Linked DNA regions of Mus musculus: region 2 is linked to region 1. A link is a loop called in an ENCODE intact Hi-C map of the cell type or tissue named here. Cell type or tissue: left cerebral cortex. All regions are shown on one strand. Each heading gives the region's core, and the rest is flanking DNA. Links, peaks and the distances in the headings are about the cores only. Region 1 holds the start of Nudt11 (nudix (nucleoside diphosphate linked moiety X)-type motif 11). Region 2 has its middle 23 kb from the start of Gm26618.

What was found. Hi-C counts contacts between places; a loop is a spot of excess contacts. Peaks named below come from ENCODE experiments on the same cell type or tissue, not always from the same donor. Only the 100,000 strongest peaks of a DNase experiment are listed, where the experiment ranks them.
Region 2: a loop joins it to region 1, with 4 times the contacts of the local background. A loop is called at or near these places in 2 of 42 quality-filtered maps.

The regions. Positions count from the first base shown.
Region 1 is chrX:6,047,443-6,052,829 of GRCm38, forward strand. It overlaps Nudt11 (nudix (nucleoside diphosphate linked moiety X)-type motif 11), which reads left to right and starts at 65. Exons shown (of 2, transcript NM_021431.2): 1 at 65-962. The coding sequence starts at 469. The region is part of intron 1 of Gm26618 (a long non-coding RNA gene); the gene reads right to left. In left cerebral cortex, for the core only: no CTCF peak of the experiment used is centred there; DNase peaks (open chromatin) are centred at 421, 967, 1,418 and 2,330; H3K4me3 peaks cover 1,764 bases.
Region 2 is chrX:6,112,376-6,117,762 of GRCm38, forward strand. No RefSeq gene overlaps it. Among named protein-coding and RNA genes, the nearest start is that of Gm26618, 23 kb to the left of the region's middle. In left cerebral cortex, for the core only: no CTCF peak of the experiment used is centred there; no DNase peak of the experiment used is centred there.

The DNA.
Region 1 (5,387 bases), core at 68-5,067:
CTGGCGCAGCAGCGGCGGCGGCGGCGGCGGCGGCGGCAGAGCGGGCGAGCGCGCGCGAGATCGCGGCGATCCGGAGGGCGGGGACCGCGCACGGTCCACTCCGGGGCTGTGCGGAGGCGCGGGCTCTGGGCTCCCGGCTCCGGGCGGCGGAAGCGGCGCCTCCAATCAGGCGGCGGGCTCGCGACCCTCGGCGCGCCCGGCCGGTGCCGCCCGCCCCGCGGACTGACTGACGCGCCGGCTCGCCCCCGCCCCCGCGCCCGCCCGCCCGCCCGCCCCCGCCTCGTCTCCGCTGGCTCGGCACAGACTGCGCTCCGCTCCACTCCGCTCTCCTCTCCTCTCCTCCAGCCTCGCCGGGCCCTCTCCCTGCCAGCCTTTGCTCCTCGGCTGCGCGGCGGCAGCGGCCCGCTCGCTAGGCAGCTGCAAGCGACCTCAGAGGCGGCGGCGGCGGCGGCGGCGGCGTCGGGGAGGATGAAGTGCAAGCCGAACCAGACGCGGACCTACGACCCCGAGGGCTTCAAGAAGCGCGCCGCGTGCCTGTGCTTCCGCAGCGAGCGCGAGGACGAGGTGCTGCTGGTGAGCAGCAGCCGCTACCCCGACCGCTGGATCGTGCCGGGAGGGGGCATGGAGCCCGAGGAGGAGCCGGACGGCGCGGCGGTGCGCGAGGTGTACGAGGAGGCGGGAGTCAAGGGGAAGTTGGGCCGCTTGCTGGGCGTCTTCGAGCAGAACCAGGACCGCAAGCACCGGACCTACGTGTTCGTGCTCACCGTCACCGAGCTGCTGGAGGATTGGGAAGACTCGGTCAGCATCGGCAGGAAGCGCGAGTGGTTCAAGATCGAAGATGCCATCAAGGTCCTGCAGTGCCACAAGCCCGTGCACGCCGAGTACCTGGAGAAACTGAAGCTGGGCGGCTCCCCTACTAATGGGAACTCGGCCGCCCCGTCCCCGCCAGAGAGCGAGCCCTAGTATGTACCGCTCCCGCCCGGACTCCTGCCTGTCGCCTCCCCGCACTTGCCTCCTGCTTGCCTGGGGAGCACCTCTCCTGCCCTGTGCGCCCTCCTGCACGGGCAGGAGGGAGGCTTCTTTTGTTTCCTTGGCAGGCAGACCTCTGAATCACGCTTGCAAACTGTCTCGGTTGCCAGGCGCTGTTTGCAGACAATTTGCACGTTTTTCAGATGCTTTTCCAATCGCTTCTTGGTGACACTGTAAAAATCTTGCGGTCAGCCACAGCTGCATGGGATTTTGTGAAAGGTGCCTTAGCTGCTTGCTCTGCTCTTCTTGGAGGGTGTGCGTGTTTGTGTGTGTGTGTGTGTGTGTGTGTGTGTGTGTGTGTTCACCTGTGCATTGATGTGTACTCGTGCGCCAGTCTGCTCTGTAATGTTTTTGTTTGGATGGGTTTTCCCCCCGTTAAACAGCCTTTACATGTGTTTGTGCATAGTGTGCGTGCGCAACTTTGTTGTAGGGCTTTTTCTGGTTTGTTTCCTAGTGAAGGGACCTTTAGTTTTATCCACTGGTGAAGGGCCAGCGCACTGTGTCAGGCGGACTTCTTTTTTTGGTTCCTGGTTTCTTTCTCTCTCTCTCTCTCTCTCTCTCTCTCTCTCTCTCTCTCTCTCTTTCTCTCTCGTTTTCCTCTTGCTTCTTGGCAGTGGCCCATTCTTGGTAGACTTTGACTCAGATGATTTGTTTGAAAATAAATGAAGAAAAAGAACAACTGGTGCTTTACACAGTTTCCTTTTTGTAGACAGTACTTTTAGCATCCAAAATGCCATCAAACAGTCCCAGAGAAGGAACTTCGTGGTTTTTTTTTTTTTCATATGACCAAAAACCATTTTAATTTTCAAGAAAAAAATTACAGCTGAGGATTTTTTTTATTGCTGACTTAAAACGCCCTATATAATTTACAAACTGTTCCCCTGGTAGAATCGATATTTCTAGAGAATTGCTAATTAGTTACTTATTTTGAGGATAATTGTGGTTATTCCGTTGTTTTAGCCTGCGCATCCAGCAGCTTCCAATGACCAGCACATTTCTGGATACTCATTAAAAATGATAGTTTTTCTCCCTGTATGTCCATTTTGAAAGAAAGTAATTTATACTTGAATTTACTGATGTCCCAGGTTAAATTCCCTGTCAGTTACCACGGGAGTGGGAATCTTTAATGTGACCGCATATTTGTAGCCATTCAAATCATGAATGGGTTTATATTCTTGCTGCTCAGCTGTTCTCCAACTGTGAAGACATGGGAACCACTTATCTCATAGACCCAGAGTAAACATTTCATTCCTTACCACAAATCTTTTGGTTGTTCTACTGGTCTTGTTCTTACCTTGATACTTGTTTCAAATAAGGAGTCACTTGTAAGTCATTCCACATTCTCTTCTAAAGCTCTGATCACCTTCCCCTGCCATGTCTATTTGGGTATCTAGAAAGCCTTTTTAAAGACTGTTTTAAGACTGGAAAGATCACTCCATATTTGAGCGTTTTCAAGAAACATCACAGATGAGAATGATGAATGTGCTTGGGGAATTAACCGTGTAAAAGAACTAACCTCACTTGAGTTGGAGCTATTTACTTTTTATTCTTATTTTGCAAACAGAAAACAATTCATAGAATGTATTTTGATCATAATCTTTGCCCTGCCCCCAGTACTCCTCATCCTTACCCACACTCAGATTTGTGTTCCTTCTTGCTTAAAAACAAAACCAAGGAAACAAACAAAACCCACAAAAAGACAGCAAATCACAGCAAGATAAAAGCACACAAAATAACATGGAGTCTGTTTTGTGCTCGTCACCTGTTCCCTGAACACGAGACATACCCAGGAGTTGAGTTGGTAGACATAGTGTAACTCCTTTAGAGACACAGGATTTTCTCTGTCCCAGAAAGTACCTATTGCAAAGAGCTTCATGGTTAGGGCTAGGACTTTCTACTCCCTTCCCCTTCTCCATGCTGAGATTTTTTTCGTGGCTCAGATTTGTGCAGGCCTTGTACTAACTGTCTCAGGCTCTATGAGCGCATGTGCACATCAACCCTGCTGTGTCCAGAGGATGCTGTTTCCTAGGATCATATACCACTTCTTACTCTACAATCTTTCCATTGAATTCGCTTCCCCATAGATCCCTGAGCCTCGAGGAAGGGTGTTTAATAAAGAGAGCCCCAGTTCATTGCTCTCACAATTATTTTTAAAACATAACTACTGCTAAAACTTTGAGCATCATCTTTATAAAAAGATGGTTTTCATTTAGTTCATGTACATATCAATGTGTGAATCAATTGGTATTTCAGGAATGCATGAAGTACATCAATATCCAGCTCCAGAAACTCACACTCTATTTCTAACTCCTTATCACAATACTGGGATTCTTCTTCTGTCTTTTAATACCAGAGATAATTTTGGTTTTGAACTGTATGTATCCCGGTTCTTACTGCCTTATTGTGCAACTTAATATTCAGAGTATTCAAATGTTTTTCTCCATTGGGCTGGAGTTATTTAAAAATTCATACTGCTTTAAGCTTCTAAAAGTGGGGTCCTTGGATTTTTCTAAAGAAATGCGGTTTACCTTTAAGAAAAAATTTCTTGCACATTTAAAACATAAAGCCTAATTTCCAAAATATATCTTGATCTCTCATCAAAGGAAAAATTATATGACTAATTTGAAGCACTTATTTTTAATTCTAATCAAAATGTCATTTGCTAGTTAAAAAGTTTCTAATAGATTCTGTGATTTCATCTCAATTAACCTTAAGTTCTCCATTGATCTAGCATATAAAATGGATTTGGGTTTCTGGATATTTCTTTTTATAAAAGCCTTAGAAATGCATTGAAAGCTTTCCTTGTACTTGGTATTAGTCAGCAATGCATCAGCCTTTAAAATTAAATTTTATTTGTATGTGTGTGTATGCATGTGCACATACATGCATAAATAGCCCTCATGCATATATATACATGTGTGTATATGTGTTTGGGTGGGTGTGAGAATGCCCTTGTATAGCTGTGGAGGTCAGAGAACTATGTGAGGGAGTGGTGGTGTCTTCCACCAGGTGGGTCCCAGGAATAGAACTCATGTAGTCAGTGATTGGCAGCAAGTACCTTACCCACTGGGCCATCTTGCAGGTCCTCTTCTTGCATTTTTAAATTATATATTTTGCATAATCAAAATGTATTCATAATTCATTATTAAGAATTGTTTGCCTAAAAATATACTGTGGCTTTCCCCCCTTTAAAAATTACTTGGTTTCTTTAGGCTTGAGTTTCGACATCATTGAAAAAATTTTAATGTTCTATGAAACATAGACATGTCAGAGAAATTACAAACTCCTAGGAAATGATTTTTATCTTTAAGGTTTTGTCAATAGTCCCAGATTTGAACAGGTTACCAGGGATAATATATTAATTTCTACGAGTCAGTCTTCTAAAGACTGTTTAGAAACTGGGTATTTTTTCCTTGTGAGAGTGCTCATTTTACATACTAGTTATATGTATACTGAAATATACAGCCAAATTTTACATCCATCTTTGAGGAAAAGGAAGGAATATTCCCAACAGATAATTGTGATTTGTAGACACGAATTAGAAATGTTTTTCCCATTTCTTGAAGTGTTCTGTTGGTAACCAGGAATGTTTTTCCCCAGATCCTCATGCATGCTGATCATGTAGCAGGCCACTGAGCTCCACCCACAACTCCAAGATAGAATATTTTGTTCTTCCAGATGTACAAAGAGGAAACATGTTAATGTAGGTTTATGTTAATATTGGTTTGTATGTAGACTGGAAACATACAACGTTTTCTGTACTTTAAAGAAACAAACGAGAAATAGGAAATTTACTTTTATAATACATTTGCTTTATTTATTACTTTATACAGATTTATTTTAGAGGATTTATATAAAAGGTTTATCATTGAACAGTATGGGTTCATTTACAAAGGTTTCTATAAGAATGCCGTATAGGATCTAGAAGGGAATTTTCCCTGGCCAGAATTTTTATCTTCAGGCTTAATATTTTCCTGGTATCCCTCTCAAGGAACTACACTGTATTGAACATGTTTAAACATTTTTGAGCAGGCAGAACTATGAGAATTCAGTGTGGCCACACGACGTTTTTATGAGAGACCAGGAGGTAAAGGATACTGCCCTGGTGTTAGTTCTTACATTGTAATTTCATCCAAGTTACCACATCATCCCTGCACACAGGTTTTCTGTGAAATCCGTTGTTGTAGATAATGCACATAGATATTGCATAAATATCTCTCAATGAGATACTCTTTTTAAACTAGATTAAGATACTTCTATGTAGCGGTTAACAGTTTATTTACTATGTGGCTATCAGCCTGAATTATCTCTAGTCTTAAAGGTAGAATTTATCATTTTTTTCTGTATCTTCATTGTTA
Region 2 (5,387 bases), core at 96-5,095, 65 kb after region 1:
ATTGTTCAGTTGCAAAGACAGTACATTTACCCCTGTACAAGACAATATTGTGTAGGGTAAAAGGAGTGGACTCTTGAAGAGTCCGCTGTATTTTTAACTGCCTGGTACCAATCTGGGACTTGAAGCAAAAACAACTGGGTAATGAAAACATAATGAAATAAGACTCCAGCGAACATGTCAAGATCAGCTCCTTTCCAGCATCCAGCATATCTCCTCTGCTCTGGAACACTGACAAAGTTGTATATGCACCGTATAAGCAAGGTTCAACCAGTTTGTCCCCCAAAATGTAGGAATGCCATGTATTCCTCCAAGAACATGGTAAGACAGCATGCTCTTTGAGAGGCTGCTACAATACCATTTTGAGAGAGGCTCCTGTAAGGCAGTTTCTTTTCACCTCTCTGAATTCAGGGGACATAGACTTTCCAGGTTGCTCCATCTTCCCTGCAGAACGTAGCTGCAGAATATAGAATGGCTGTAGCATTGAAATGCTTCCTTCACCACAGGGTTCCACAACATTCATGGTGCATATCGTCTGGCCTATTCTGTTGCCATCCTCTGAACTAACATTATGTTTTGCTTTTATTTTGTGTGTTTTGCTTGCATGTATGTCCAGGTACCACTTGTATACCCAGTACATGTGGAGGCTGGAAGAGTGTGCCCAGTCTCCTAGAACTGAAGGTAAATACAGTTATGAACCACCACTGGAAATAAAACTTGAATGCTTTGGAAGAATAGCCAATGTTATAAACCACTGAGCCATCTCTCCAGCCCCAATACTTTGCTAGCCTTTTTTTTTTTTTTTTGGTTTTTCGAGACAGGGTTTCTCTATATAGCCTTGGCTGTCCTGGAACTCACTCTGTAGACCAGGCTGGCCTCGAACTCAGAAATCCACCTGCCTCTGCCTCCCGAGTGCTGGGATTAAAGGCGTGTGCCACCACACCCGGCTTTTTTTTTTAAAAAAAGTTTTATTTATTATTATATGTAAGTACACTGTAGCTGTCTTCAGACATACCAGAAGAGGGCGTCAGATCTCATTACAGATGGTTGTGAGCCACCATGTGGTTGTGGGATTTGAACTCGGGACCTTTGAAAAAACAATCAGTGCTCTTAATCACTGAGCCATCTCACCAGCTAATACAGCCTTTGTCATCTGTTTTATGGCATAAACCAGATCTAAAATGATGTGTTTTCAGGCAAATCTGTCAACTTGCTTGACACTACTTTCAGTAAAGATTAGTTACTACTTCAATCAGACATATTTTGAACATTAGCTATTATCATAGTTCAGATACACATCTTGTCAACCAACATATTTATAATTCTCTACATTTGTTATTTGCTAGAAAACATAAAATAATAAATGCTATTGCTTCAGATAATATATGGAATTACAGTTTTCTTAATAGTAATTGGATTTCTGCCCGATAACATGATAGTCTAGGTTTAAACATTGAGTCTGATACTAGAGCCAGAAATATCTAATCATTACAAATTCCACCTTGTTTTAAATATTGATAAAATAAATGTAATGTTAAAATGCCATCTTAAACATCTTTCCTCTTTGTCACATTCTTTTTATTTTATTTGCTTATGTTTTGGCGTCTATATGTTTAACAAATATTCTATCCCTGAGATCTCCAATTTAAACATTTTTTAAGTATTCAGGAGTATTAATTATATTTTCATTGCTATGCAGCCAGCTCTTCTTTTTTATCTTGCAAATTAAAACTTTATATATTTGTTGATACTCCACGCCCTCTGACACCAAGCCTCTGAAAAATACCATTCTATTCTGTTTCTATAAACTTGACTAATATAGGTAGCTCATATAAGTGGAATTACATATGATCTATTTTTTTGTGATTGGCTCATTTCACTGGGAAGATGGATCACAAGAATTCATCTGAGTTGTAACATGTGTCAAGGTTTCTATCCCGATAGAGGTTGAATAATTCCAAATTGTTATCTATACAATTACTTTTATTTATCTGTCCCTATGTCAAAAGACACCTGGGTTTGCTTCCATCTCATGGCTACTGTAATGGTTCTGTGAACATAGATGTAAAAACACTTCTCTAAGACCTGATTTATTTTTTTTATTTTTAGTAAGAATACAATACAGTAGGTCTGCCTGAGTTCCTTCTTCCCTCCCTTCTTCCCTCCTTCCCTTCCTCCCTTTGTCTTTTCCTCTCTTCCTTTCTCCCTCTCTCCCTTCATCCATCTCTTCCTTCTTTCCATCCTCCCATCCTTCCTTTCTTCACTTCTCTCTCTTTCTTCTTTGTCTCTCTCTCTCTGTTTCTGTCTCTCTCTGTCTCTCTCTCTGTCTCTCTGTGTGTCTCTCTGTCTCTCTCTCTGTGTCTCTCTCTGTGTCTCTCTCTGTGTCTCTCTTCTCTCTCTCTCTCTCTCTCTCTCTCTCTCTCTCTCTCTCTCTCTCTGACAGATTGTCACTATGTAGCCAAGACTTTTCACCACATCTGGCTTAGCATAATATCTTCATATACATATACACGTATACATATACATTGTTAAATGTTTGCCATAGTCAGGTCGGTTAATATTTGTCTTGGCTTTTATATCTGTGTTAAGAGTACCAAGTATTGGGGCTGGAGAGATGACTCAGAGACTGAGAGCACTAACTGCTCTTCCAGAGATCTTAAGTTCAACTCCTAGCAACTACATGGTGGCTCACAACCATCTGAAATGAGATGTGGCACCTGTTCTGGCATATATGCAGGCAGTACACTGTGCACATAATAAATATATGCAGGCAGTACACTGTGCACATAATAAATGAATAAAACTTTAAAAAACTTACCTTTCTAAAAAATAATTTAAAATGAGTACCAAATATCTACTCTCAATAAACATCCATTATACAATGCCACATGATTAGTTATAGTTACCAGGGTGAGCATTGAATTTCTAGACTTACTCATTCTCTATAACTGCAACATTGTACTTTTTGAATTTATCTTTTCTATCTTTCCTAGCTCTCTCCTCAACAATATTTATACTACTGCTTGACATATATGTTAGGAAAATACACGTCCATAGAGCTCCACTGCCTCATCTCCAGTTAATTCTTCACCTTGCTATTTTCTATAGTAGCTTCACCATTTGATATTTCCACTAGAAATACACAAGGTTTTAGATTTCTCTAACTTTTCATTTGGTGTGTGTGTGTGTGTGTGTGTGTACAAGTGCATGTGTAAGTAAAAGCCAGAAATCAACTTTGGGTCTTGTTCCTTAGAAACTATCCACATGATTTTTTTCACACACAGTCTCTCACTGGCCTGGGATTTACTAAGCATGGTAGTCAGTGAGCCCCAGAAAACTCCATGTAAGAGTTCATCCATAGTGGCTACTATGTGTGTATGTATATAATATATATTAATATTTTTTTACAGTCCAGTCATTGCCTCCTCCTGGTCTACCCTCTCATAGTTCCTCATCCCTTTTCTTCTCCCCTTATCTCCAAGAAGATGTGGCCCTCCTCACCAGGCCTCCCTGGGGACTCAAGTCTCTGAGGGTCAAGAGCATCTTCTCTCACTGAGGCCAAACAAGGCAGTCCTCTGGTGTACATGTCTTGGAAACCTCAGACCAACTCATGTATGCTGCCTTGTGGGTGGCTCACATACTGTCTATTCTTGTCTCAGTGTATAGCAGCACCTTATTTTTATCATTAAGTGAGGGGTGTGGCTCCCTTAAAGTTCTTTGAATTTATTTTCCATTCTCTTTCTTCTTACTTTCCCACTCACTTTCCATCTCACTTTCCCACTGGAAATAAACCCAGGAATTTTGCATGGAAGGCATGAACTCTGCTGTTGTGCTACATCACCCTTTAGCATGCTGAGACCAAATTAGCACTTCATAGAAAAAAAGGCCTTGAATAGTGCTCCACAGGACTCTGCCTGGTGATGAGACAGGCTGGAGATTCCTCTAAGCACTAGACTAAGGAGAGCTATACTGCCAGAGGGTTGGGGATAAATAATGGAAGCAATTCTTTGGAGATTAAGACCAGTAATACATGGGGTTATAGTTTAATCTCATGGCCATAGGAACCTAGACAATATGGAGAGTAGCTGAGTTTCTCACTCACTCCAGGACTAGAAATAAAGCATCCAAAACTTGAGTCTACTCTAATACCAAACAGGTCTAGAAGCTCCCTCTGTGTGCTCTTGTCTCTACACCTGGGGCTTTTGGATTTTGCTGGGACTGGATCTCAAGCAGGTGGAGTCATATTCCCTGTTCTTTTGCTGAAGGTTCATAGAGCCAGTCACTTGTCTGAATAGCTAGTGCAGTTCTAGATGCTCAGTCTGTAGGTACAGGTTGGAGGCATAAGTTACAGGCTCTGTTTCCCAGTGGATTACAACATTGGGGATCTGATGCTGTGTTTCAGATCTAAGGCCTGAACTTAATTCCTTTTCTCTCCCCAACTAACGAGGGGCTGCTATTGGCAACTCCTTCCTTCTTGCCTTCTTCAATGTGTATCTTCCTGTTAGGATGCTAAACCAAGCATATTACTTGGTTTGCCTAGCCTTTGCAAAGTCATTCCTTTATACAAACAGCTAGTTGCACAAGTTGGTGAGTCTATATGGAAATTTTTCTTGGAGAATTTTAGTTATTTAGCTGCACTCCTATTTCTGGGTTATCCATCCTGTCCCATTGGTTAATATTTCTATCACTTTGCTTTTAACCTACCGACGCCCTTTAAATTGTAGATAGATTTATAGAACACAATATAAAATTATCTTTTAAAAGAACTTATCATCCCATCCATTTGAGGTGTATAGATGCTCTTACCATTCTAATAGGTGTTTACTTTCATCACTGTAATTTACTAGAGCACTTACATATTCTGTAAAAGAAGTTCTATATACATCCCAGTTATCTGTCTTCCTGACAATCATCCATAATTACTTAGCTGCCTAATAGCTCTAATTTTATACGTATTTTAGTCCTTTTATGTGAATGGAATCATTCAAAATGTTGTCATTAGTAGCTAGCTTCTTTCACTTTGTATAATGTCTCAAAGTCTGTGTTATTGCACATATCACTGGTCCATTTTATTTCATTTATTTTTAACTGAAAATAAGACTTTTTCAAGCAATATTTTCTCATTTCAGCTTCTCAATCCCCAGCTTCTCCCAGGTTCTTCCTACTCACCCATCTCCATGCCTTCTCTCTCTCTCTCTTTCTCTCTTTCTCTCTCTCTCTCTCTCTCTCTCTCTCTCTCTCTCTCTCTCTCTCTCTCTCTTTCTCTCTCTCTAACAGGTAAACAAACTCAAATGTTTTTAAAAGGACAAGAAAAAGATTCATACACACACATTCTCAGACAGCTAGACAGATGGACAGAGAAACACAAAAAATCCATAAAAACATGAAAT